Linked DNA regions of Homo sapiens: region 2 is linked to region 1. The links are chromatin contacts, found by Hi-C in ENCODE. All regions are on one chromosome and are shown on one strand. The core of a region is the stretch at or near the end of the contact, and the rest is flanking DNA. Distances in the headings are between cores, read along the strand shown. Region 1 holds the start of LINC02437 (long intergenic non-protein coding RNA 2437). Region 2 holds the start of LINC02436 (long intergenic non-protein coding RNA 2436).

What was found. A loop is a pair of places that touch in the nucleus more often than their neighbours do.
Region 2: a map of GM12878 shows a loop between it and region 1 (3-fold over the local background). The contact joins the promoter of LINC02436 here to the promoter of LINC02437 in region 1. A Hi-C loop is called at or near these places in 1 of 168 maps with a recorded cell type or tissue (GM12878).

The regions. Positions count from the first base shown.
Region 1 is chr4:184,987,356-184,992,778 of GRCh38, forward strand. LINC02437 (long intergenic non-protein coding RNA 2437) reads left to right here and starts at 1,992. Exons shown (of 2, transcript XR_001741949.1): 1 at 1,992-2,111.
Region 2 is chr4:185,050,195-185,054,952 of GRCh38, forward strand. LINC02436 (long intergenic non-protein coding RNA 2436) reads left to right here and starts at 1,683. Exons shown (of 6, transcript NR_174108.1): 1 at 1,683-1,742; 2 at 2,911-2,994.

The DNA of each region.
Region 1 (5,423 bases), core at 742-3,241:
CTTCTACATGGCACTGAGGTTGGTGAAGGCCTTCAAATCAGACCAGCTCTAGTGACAGAGTCTGGGGTTTTCACTGGAGAAAATAAACTGGCATGAAATGTAACCAGCGAGATGGCTTACTAGTGATAAGAAAGTGTGCATGTGAGTGTGTGTGAGTGTGAGTGTGCGTGTGAGTGTGGATGTGTGAGTGTGCATGTGAGTGTGAGTGTGCATGTGTGTGATTGTGGATGTGAGTGTGCATGAGTGTGCATGTGAGTGTGTGAGCGTGAGTGTGCGTGTGTGATAGTGTGAGTGTGCGTGAGTGTGTGCATGTGTGGAGTGTGCACGTGTGTGAGTGTGCCCGTGAGTGTGTGCATGTGTGTGAGCGTGAGTGTGCATGTGTGATAGTGTGAGTATGCGTGTGTGCATTTGAGTGTGTGGAGTGTGCACGTGTGTGCCCGTGAGTGTGTGCATGCCTGTGTGAGTGTGCATGTGAGTGTGCGTGCGTGTGTGCATGTGTTTGTGTTTTGCAGGAGTAGCAGCAACAGCACTGAAAGACCTATTCCCACTCAAGATGGTTGTATGGTCCCTGCAAGCTCTGGTGAAGGAGGATCTCCCCCAGCCCTCCCCTGGCTTTACCTGTTTCCGGGAATGGTGGGTGATAAACTGAGCTTTCATCAATGGTGAGTGCACACCCTGGCCCAGTGTGGAAGGCTGAGTACAGCCCCTAAAGATACGCATGTCCTCATCCCCAGAACCTGTACATGTCACCTTATATGGCAAAAGAGACTTCGCAGATGTGATGAAGTTGAGGGTTTTGAGATGCAGAGATGCTCCTGATTATCCAGGTGGGCCCAGTGTCATCACAAAAGTCCTTGTGGGGAGGTGGGGGAGATCTGATCACAGAACAGGAGTAGGGACTGTGATGATGGTAGCAGAGACTGGAGGGACAGTTTGAAGGCAGAAGAAGGGGCCACAAGTGCAGGAATCAGGGTGACTGCTAGAAGCTGAAAGGGCAAAGCGATTCTGCCCTGGAGGCTTCAGAGGAGGCCAGTCCTGCCAACACTTCTACTTTAGCTCCATGAAACCGATTTTGGACTTCTGAATAAATTTGTGTCATTTGAAGCTACCAAGTTTGTGTAATTTGCTACAGAAGCAATAGAAAATGAATACATGCAGTATGATGAGAACATTCCCAGTCCACTCTGAGAAGGTTGTGCCGCCCAGATGAGTGCTGGTGACAGGGAGCCCGGGGTGGTGTGACAGGCTCATGTATGCAGCTGGGTCACCCCACATTCTGGGAACCACCCAGAGGTTTGCTCCGAGCATTGTCCTCGGTCACAGCTTCCTATGGAGAGAGTGGGGCCACATCAGTCTCCCACTCAGAGGTAAAGACATCTGTGTCTCCTGCAACGTCATCAGTTTGTCCCTGTGGCAAGCAGCAGGGAGTGACTGATTTGTGACACCACGCCTTACCTGTGTGACTTTCAATGATTGTTTTCCTAGGCAGCATTGCAGCTGAGCCGTCGGGCAAATGAGAGCCAAGCAAGTTGGAGCTGCCCGGGAACTGGATGTGCTTGCTTAGAAAACATTTCAACATTTCCAAGGGTATAGTTTCTCCCACATACTCTGGAACGCTTGGAAACCACTTTAATTAGCATTGTTTGCCTGTCTGGCTGCCTTGGGTCTTTGGTTTGCTGAGGGCTGCTTGGAGGCTATGCCCTCCTCTCCAGCCCCTGCGTTGGGAAGTCACAGGAGACCGGAGCTGCGCACGACATCACAGCGCCGAATTCTGACCCAATCTGAATCAAATGTCACCCATACCCTGTCTTCAACCAACAAAAGAGCAACGAAGCCAGAGACATCATCTTCAGCTGCCTTGGCCTGTAAGGAATTCATTCTGACTTGAGAGGTGCTTTAACACTTTCACATGTAATTGTGTCCAGAATTGGTGGGTTCTTGGTCTCACTGACTTCAAGAATGAAGCCGCGGACCCTCGCGGTGAGTGTTACAGCTCCTAAGGTGGCGCGTCTGGAGTTTGTTCCTTCTGATGTTCAGGTATGTTTGGAGTTTCTTCCTTCTGCTGAGTTCGTGGTCTCACTCGCTCAGGAATGCAGCTGCAGACCTTCACGGTGAGTGTTACAGCTCTCAAGGCAGAGCGCCTGGAGTTGTTCGTTCCTCCCGGTGGGCTCGTGGTCTCACTGGCTTCAGGAGTGAAGCTGCAGACCTTCGCAGTGAGTGTTACAGCTCATAAAAGCAGTGTGGAGCCAAAGAGTGAGCAGTAACAAAATTTATTGCAAAGAGGGAAAGAACAAAGCTTCCACAGTGTGGAAGGGGACCCCAGCGGGTTACCAATGCTGGCTCGGGCAGCCTGCTTTTATTCTCTTATCTGGCCCCACCCACGTCCTGCTGATTGGTAAAGCCGAGTGGTCTGTTTTGTCAGGGCGCTGATTGGTGCGTTTACAATCCCTGAGCTAGACACAAAGGTTCTCCAAGTCCCCATCAGATTAGTTAGATACAGAGTGTCGATTGGTGCACTCACAAACCTTGAGCTAAACACAGGGTGCTGATTGGTGTGTTTACAAACCTTGAGCTAGATACAGAGTGCTGATTGGTGTATTTACAATCCCTGAGCTAGACATAAAGGCTCTCCAAGGCCCCACCAGACTCAGGAGCCCAGCTGGCTTCACCTAGTGGATCCTGCACCAGGGCTGCAGGTGGAGCTGCCTGCCAGTCCCGTGCTGTGCGCTCGCATTCCTCAGCCCTTGGGTGGTTGATGGGACTGGGCACCGTGGAGCAGGGGGCGGCGCTCATCAGAGAGGCTCGGGCCGCACAAGAGCCCGTGGAGGGGGTGGAAGGCTCAGGCATGGCGGGCTGCGGGTCCTGAGCCCTGCCCCCCCGGGAAGGCAGCTAAGGCCCGGCGAGAAATCAAGCGCAGCGCCGGTGGGCCGGCACTGCTGGGGGACCCAGTACACCCTCCGCAGCCCTTGGCCCGGGTGCTAAGTCCCTTATTGCCCGGGGCCAGCAGGGCCGGCCGGCTGCTCCGAGTGCGGGGCCCGCCAAGCCCACGCCCACCCGGAACTCCAGCTGGCCCGCAAGCGCCGCACGCAGCCCCGGTTCCCGCTCGCGCCTCTCCCTCCACACCTCCCTGCAAGCTGAGGGAGCGGGCTCCCGCCTTGGCCAGCCCAGAAGGGGGCTCCCACGGTGCAGTGGTGGGCTGAAGGGCTCCTCAAGTGCCACCAAAGTGGGAGCCCAGGCAGAGGAGGCGCCGAGAGCGAGCGAGGGCTGTGAGGACTGCCAGCACGCTGTCACCTCTCAAAATCACTACCTGCGCCTCAGATTTGACAGTGAAGTGTTAGGGGTTAGATTATGCAGTGTCAGGGCAGGCTATATGGAAGTGATAATGATGTCATAAATGACAAGTTGCATTTCTTTCTTCCAATGACATACTTGCAACTTAATCAATTGCCTTTTTATTTCCCCCAATCCACAGATTTGTTAAACTATTCTATCAGATGAATATTTTGCTTATGTTTTATGCAAAAGAGGACTCACAGAATCTGAAATGTGAAACACAGGAAACTGACGTTCAATGGGCAGGCTACACAGAGGCTGGTGCAAAGCCATCACCTCTAAATTAGAACTAAATTACTAAATTATAACTAAAACTATAAAATAGACTCAGGCTGTTGAAACCATTGAAAGCAGCACACGGCATTGTTAAAGTCATCAACTACTATATTTATTAAGTGTTTTTGGGTTTTGTTTTTCTTTTTGAGACAGGGTCTCACTCTGGCACAATCTTGGCTCACAGCAACCTCTGCCTCCCAGGTTCAAGTGACTCTCCCACCTCAGCCTCCTGAGTAGCTGGTACCACAGGCACACATCACCTGTGTGCCTGGCTAATTTTTGTATTTTTCCGTAGAGACAGGTTTCACCATGTTGGCCAGGCTGGTATCCAACTCCTGACCTCAAGTGATCTTGCCCACCTCAGCCTCCCAAAGTGCTGGGGTTACAGGTGTAAGCCACCACACCCAGACTATTAAGTGTTTTTATAAACGCTTAGATTTTAAGAAGTGCTCACATTTTGAACTCTAACAGAAAGCTTAGGGATAGACAGGCTTGGCGACAGTTTGGAGAAAGATTCAATGTGAACAGATAAAACCTTTCAAGGTGGCGATGACTGAAGGTATTACTACAAAAGACTGTAGGATGAGTGCCTCAAATGTAATATGCCTATACCATAATGACAAAAATGCGAAGAATAAAAGATAGTAAAATAGTGTTTTAAAAGTTAAAATAAGGATAGAGTAAGAAACAAACTAGGAAGTGACAGGAATGACTCTAACATGTACTAATATTTGGACTACTAATGGCTAGAAATCACCAGCGAAGGTTGATGGAGTATTTGAGAAGCTGGAAAAAGAATCTTATAACCACTATCCGAAGAAAAGTTTGTCAAGCAAACATTGATATTCTAACAGAAAAAGTTTTCATATGAAATCCTGAAACTGGGCTTTCTGATGGTAAAATATGCATTATTGGATTCTAAATATATTCATTCATAGAGGACTATATTACCCTCAACTGTTAGCCTTCAAGAAATCGAACCTTACTTAAATACTGCTAGATAACACCAACAAAACTGAAAACCAATTAACTCTTTCTAGAGCTCTGTTTGCTATTAAAGCGATTCAACATGAATGATAAATTTAGTAAGTCAGCAAATGCGGTAAATTCAATGAATTTATCATCAGGCAAATTTTATTTCTGCAACATTAAATCTTGGCAAATCGTTTCTTATTAAACTGACCTAACATCAACCAACATCCGCCACACCCTTTCACAAATGAAAGATACCTAATTATAGGGTAGTGTCGTTGGCAAAAGACAAATAAGTATATGTATGAATTGACCACAATTTATAAACAATGTGTCCCATTTCAGCGTGGAGCCATCCTGCATTAGTTTTCACTAGCGCTTCCTTAGTGTGGCAAGCCGAACTACCGGAGTGTTAACCCGGATGGTGCCGTGAACGAGGCCACACAGGAACTGGGTTTCACCCTTGGAAGAAACACACAGCCTTGGACATTCATCTCCTGCCTGTTAGTTTCTTAGGGCTGCTGTAGCATGTTACCACAAACTGGATCAGACTGCAGACATGTGTTCACTGACGGTGCTGGACACTGCAGGTCCAAAATGGAAGTGTGGCAGGGCCAGGCTCTCACCGCTCCCCGCCGTTCAGCTTCTGTGTGGCTGCAGCCCTTGGTGATCTCAGCTGGCGATGGCGAAACTCAGCCTCCGCCTTTGCTGTCACATGGTGTCCTCCATGTCCTCACGCCGTCTTCTTTGAGGACTCTGGTCATATCGGATGACGGGTCCACCCTGTTCCAGCATCACCTTGTCCTAACGAATCACATCTGCAGTGACTGTACTTTCAAGGT
Region 2 (4,758 bases), core at 433-2,932, 63 kb after region 1:
TTCTGTAACCGAGCTATAAAATCAACGTATGGTTCTTTGGGTCGCTGTTTTATAGCACTAAAGGAAGGGTATTGTTCTCCACTTGAAGTGATTTTTTCCCAAGCTCTAATGCACACTCCTCTAAGCTGTTCTATGGCATCATCCCCCATGACCAGTTGTGCATGTAAACCAGCCCAGCCGCCAACCCCCAAAAGTTGGTGTGCAGTTATATTAATTTGAGGTTGGGCCTGGGCATTGCGAGCAGCCTGAATGGAAGCTTCATCTGCCCACCGAGTTTTAAACTGTAAGAACTGAGCAGGAGTTAGACAAGCTCGAGTAAGAGCGTCCCAGTCAGTAGGAATCATTCGACTGGAAACAGCAACATTCTTTAACAGTCCCATTACAAAAGGAGAACCTGGTCCATACTGATTTATAGCTTGTTTAAATTCTTTGAGTAATTTAAAAGGAAAAGGCTCAAAAGTAGCTATAATATTTCCCTGTTGATCTGGGGGGTGTATTCTAACAGGGAACTGCCAAGCCTCTAAATCACCCTCTTGTCTGGCTTGCTGAATTCCTGCCTGAATAGAACTAAGAGCGGTCGCTCGAGGCACTGCTCAAACTGTCACTGGGGCAACTACTTTTTGCCCAGCGTCCTCTGGAAAAGAAAGATCTGGAGGGTCTTTTTCTTCAAAATAATGAGGAGGGGGTGCAGAAGGGTAGGGATGAACCTTTCCTTCCTTTGCTGCTTTAGCTTTAGCTGGTAAATAAACACGCTCTGTAACCTCTTCTGTTACTTCGCTATATTCTGGTTCCTCCTCGTCCTCAGTGTGAAAAAGTTCCAAGGTGGAACGAACCAGACCCCATACCTGTCCCATTGTTACCCTGACACTTCCGAGCCCCCCTTCTTATTCACCATGGGGATTGCTTTAAGAGTACTCGGGTGTCCTCCAGCTACTTTTCCTTTCTAACCGTCGCTCTGGCAACCCTTCAACCTGGATTCGAGCCCCCAATGGATGGACACCACTTGCTGAGACCAGCTCGGTCAGGGAGGCCCTAACCCAGCGGCACTAGAGGAATTAAAGACACACACACATAAATATAGAGGTGTGAAGTGGGAAATCAGAGGTCTCACAGGCTTCAGAGCTGAGAGCCCCGAACAGAGATTTACCCACGTATTTATTAACAGCAAGACAGTCATTAGCATTCTTTCTATAGATATTAAATTAACTAAAAGTATCCCTTATGGGAAACAAAGGGATGGACCAAATTAAAGGAATAGGTTGGGCTAGTTATCTGCAGCAGGAGCAGGTCCTTAAGGCACAGATCACTCATGCTATTGTTTGTGGCTTACGAATGCCAGGTGTTCCTTGCCCTCATTCCCGTAAACCCACAACCTTCCAGTTTGGGCGTTAAGGCCATTATGAACATGTTACAGTGCTACAGAGATTTTGTTTATGGCCAGTTTTGGGGGCAATTTATGGCCAGAATTTGGGGGAGGGGGCTGCTGCCAACACTGCGGGCTCTCTCAGAATGCAGAGGCTTCTGCTTTTTCACGAAATTTCTCTTTGCAAGGCTCAAGAACATCCAATAGAGATTTCCCATCACAAAGACTGGGTAACCCTTTCCTGAAAAGAAAGGTAGAATCATTTCAACAACCCCTCTTCCTTCCTTAGTAACATAGAATGTTGATTGTCCTGAGTTCCAGAGCCTCAAAGAGCACCCAGCATAACTGTGGGAGAATAGTAAGCATTGGACACAAAATGGTAAGGAAAGTGCTTGAAGCGACATTTTCTTTTTCCCTTTACTATCCCGAGATGATTAATCTTTTGAAGGTTGAAAGTTTTTTGTGTTTGTTTGTTTGTTGTTGTTGTTGTTGTTGTTGACAGAGTCCTGCTCTGTCGCCAGGCTGGAGTGCAGTGGCGCAATCTCAGGTCACTGCAACCTCTGCCTCCCGGGTTGAAGCAATTCTCCTGTCTCAGCTCTCGAGTAGCTGGGATTACAGGTGCGTGCAACCAAGCCCAGCTAATTTTTGTATTTTTAGTAGAGACGGGGTTTCACCATGTTGGCCAGGCTGATCTTGAACTCCTGACCTCAGGTGATCCGCCCACCCCAGCCTCCCAAAGTGCGGGGATTACAGGTGTCAGCCACTGGGCCCAGCCTGAACATTTTTTTTAATGGTTTAGAGATGATGAGTGTAAATCCATGCCTTCTGGTGCCTGAAGGGCTTGTTTGAGCTGGAACGTCCTTGACTCGGGAAATATCACTGTGTTCAGAGCTCACCTCCCTGTGCATCACACAAAGCGTGCTCTTCCAGAGCTTCCTGAGCTGAGGTGCTTGTTAACAAGAGTATCTTGACTGAGGTCAAGACTAGTCACCTTTTTCAAATTCAGGTGATGGCACCAAATTCTTGGAGGGCTTTGGCAATTCGGCCTAGGTAATTTGTCCTTCGGGAAAATTGCTGAAATACACCAAAATATATAAAAATCCATTTTTTAAATTTCATCACATAAAAGGAAGTCTACAATGAGATTTTAAAATTAAATTGTGTAGTAGATTTCCATGTGGGTAGTGGAGCCCACTTTTTCAAACTTTCCTGTGGTACAATTTTCATTAACATCTTCCTTGGGTACTCAAGAGATTCACTGCTGCTAGAAAGTAACAACTGTAAGACTCCATGTAATATAGCAGGGTTTTATTTGATGGTCCAGAAGAAGAAAGGAAAAAAATTACAAACAAAATCTTCTTGAAATTCCAAAAGACTTGGCAGTCAGAAATGGAACATTCTATCAGAACTGTTGAAGGATACTGAACAGTTGATTCAAACAGTCTTTGTGAATTTTTCAATTAAAAACAGAAGTGAGGACTTGGGTTCCCATTAATTAAGTCTATTTATTAAGCCAGCACAAAGTGTCACTTCTTTTTCCATTCAAGGAAAAGCTGACCTTCTGGTACGGAAGAGCATGAGCAGTGAGTGAGCAGTGCCCATGCGTTGTGAGGCGGCCTCCATGGTATAAGGTGAGGCCCTGCCCCGACCTGGGGAGCACAGAGACTGGAGAATTAGACAGTGTTCCCATCCCTGGATCTATAGCATCAAGTGAGTGTGCAGCCTGAAAATGAGGGACAGGCAGCAACCTCCCAGCCAGTTTTTTTTTTTTTTTTTTTTTTTTTGAGACGGAGTCTCGCTCTGTCGCCCAGGCTGGAGTGCGGGGGCGCGATCTCGGCTCACTGCAAGCTCCGCCTCCCGGGTTCACGCCATTCTCCTGCCTCAGCCTCCCGAGTAGCTGGGACTACAGGCACCCGCCACCACGCCCAGCTAATTTTTTGTATTTTTCGTAGAGACGAGGTTTCACTGTGTTGGCGAGAATGGTCTCGATCTCTCGACCTCGTGATCCGCCCTCCTCGGCCTCCCAAAGTGCTGGGGTGACAGGCATGAGCCTGCGCGCCCGACCCCAGCCAGCTTTTAAAAGGAAGAAAAAAGCAACCCTCCTCCACTCCTCTCCAGCCCCCGTGAAGACCAGCATCTTTTCAGAAGACCAGGAAAAAACAGCCTCGGGCACTCAGTACGGATGGGCAGGTGCCGGGCCTGGTGCTGTCACTGAGGGGCAGCCCAGCAGGGTTAAAGGGGAGGTGGCCCAGCTCCTCCAGGACCCGGGAGACCTGACACAGGCACACTCAAGTGCGCCGGATAAAGAGGCTACAAAAACATGGCAGCCCCTAATGAGATATTTTTGCGCTTGGGCGAACGAAGGGCTGCTTCAGGAGGCTAGTGACGAAAAACCTGCCTGGCTTTTGTGCGGAGAAACGGCAGGCCCTTTCCATCCTTTTCTGGGGGGTAGGTTCTAAAAAGAAGGCCTTTCGGAGTCTTCACGAGAGATGTGGATTTTAAGGGCGACCTTAGGTCATACAGAACTAATCAAGCGAAAACAATAAGAAAATGAGCCTGACAGTCAGCAAGTATCTGAGGACTTTATCAAAAAGAATTAGAAATGGACAAATTCACTGGGAGCTGCAAAGGATCAAATCTGCAAGGTGGCATTGTGTGGCTGGGATTAGATTATTTATTCATTGTTAATTTATTTATTTATGTATGTGCAAATGACCTTGCTGCTGCAGATGCTAAGGCGCCTCTGAAAAGGCCGGGATTTTTAGATCCAGGCCTAGAATATGGGTCCATTTAACTCATTCTTTCCTTAAGGCGATCAGCACTGACTTTTATCTAAGGAGATAGAGGAGGAAAAACCATATGTGTTCAGGGAACGATGCAGGACTCAAGCAGTCCTAAGGACCCAAGTATTTCAGCTTCATTCGAGATTCTGGGGAAGACTCCATGCAGTTGAATGTCCAACAAATTAGCAAATGAATGCTTATGTCAATATGTGAAAAATCCTGGTTAGTTTAAACAGATAAAAAAGCCTCTGGGGAAACCCCAGAAAATGCAAGCTCTTTTTCTTTCTCTTTTTAGTTAATTTAATTTAATTTTTAAAAGAAGGTACAGCACTTCCGGAGTTCCATGGAAACCCACAAAAGTTACACAAAATAAAAAGGTCTAATGGATCCTTGATCTTGTACATGCTTGAAATCGTCTCAGTGCGACCACTGGAAGAAATAAGGAGATTGAATCAGCCATTCTCTGTATCGTGTTCACTATTGAATAGTGCCCTGCCCAAACTGAAAAGCAGAGAACCCATCTTCACCTCCTATACACGCCTAAGGAGTGAAAAACAAATAATTACTCTGTATGTATGACAACATAGTTTGTAGAGGGAACCTGAGGGTTAA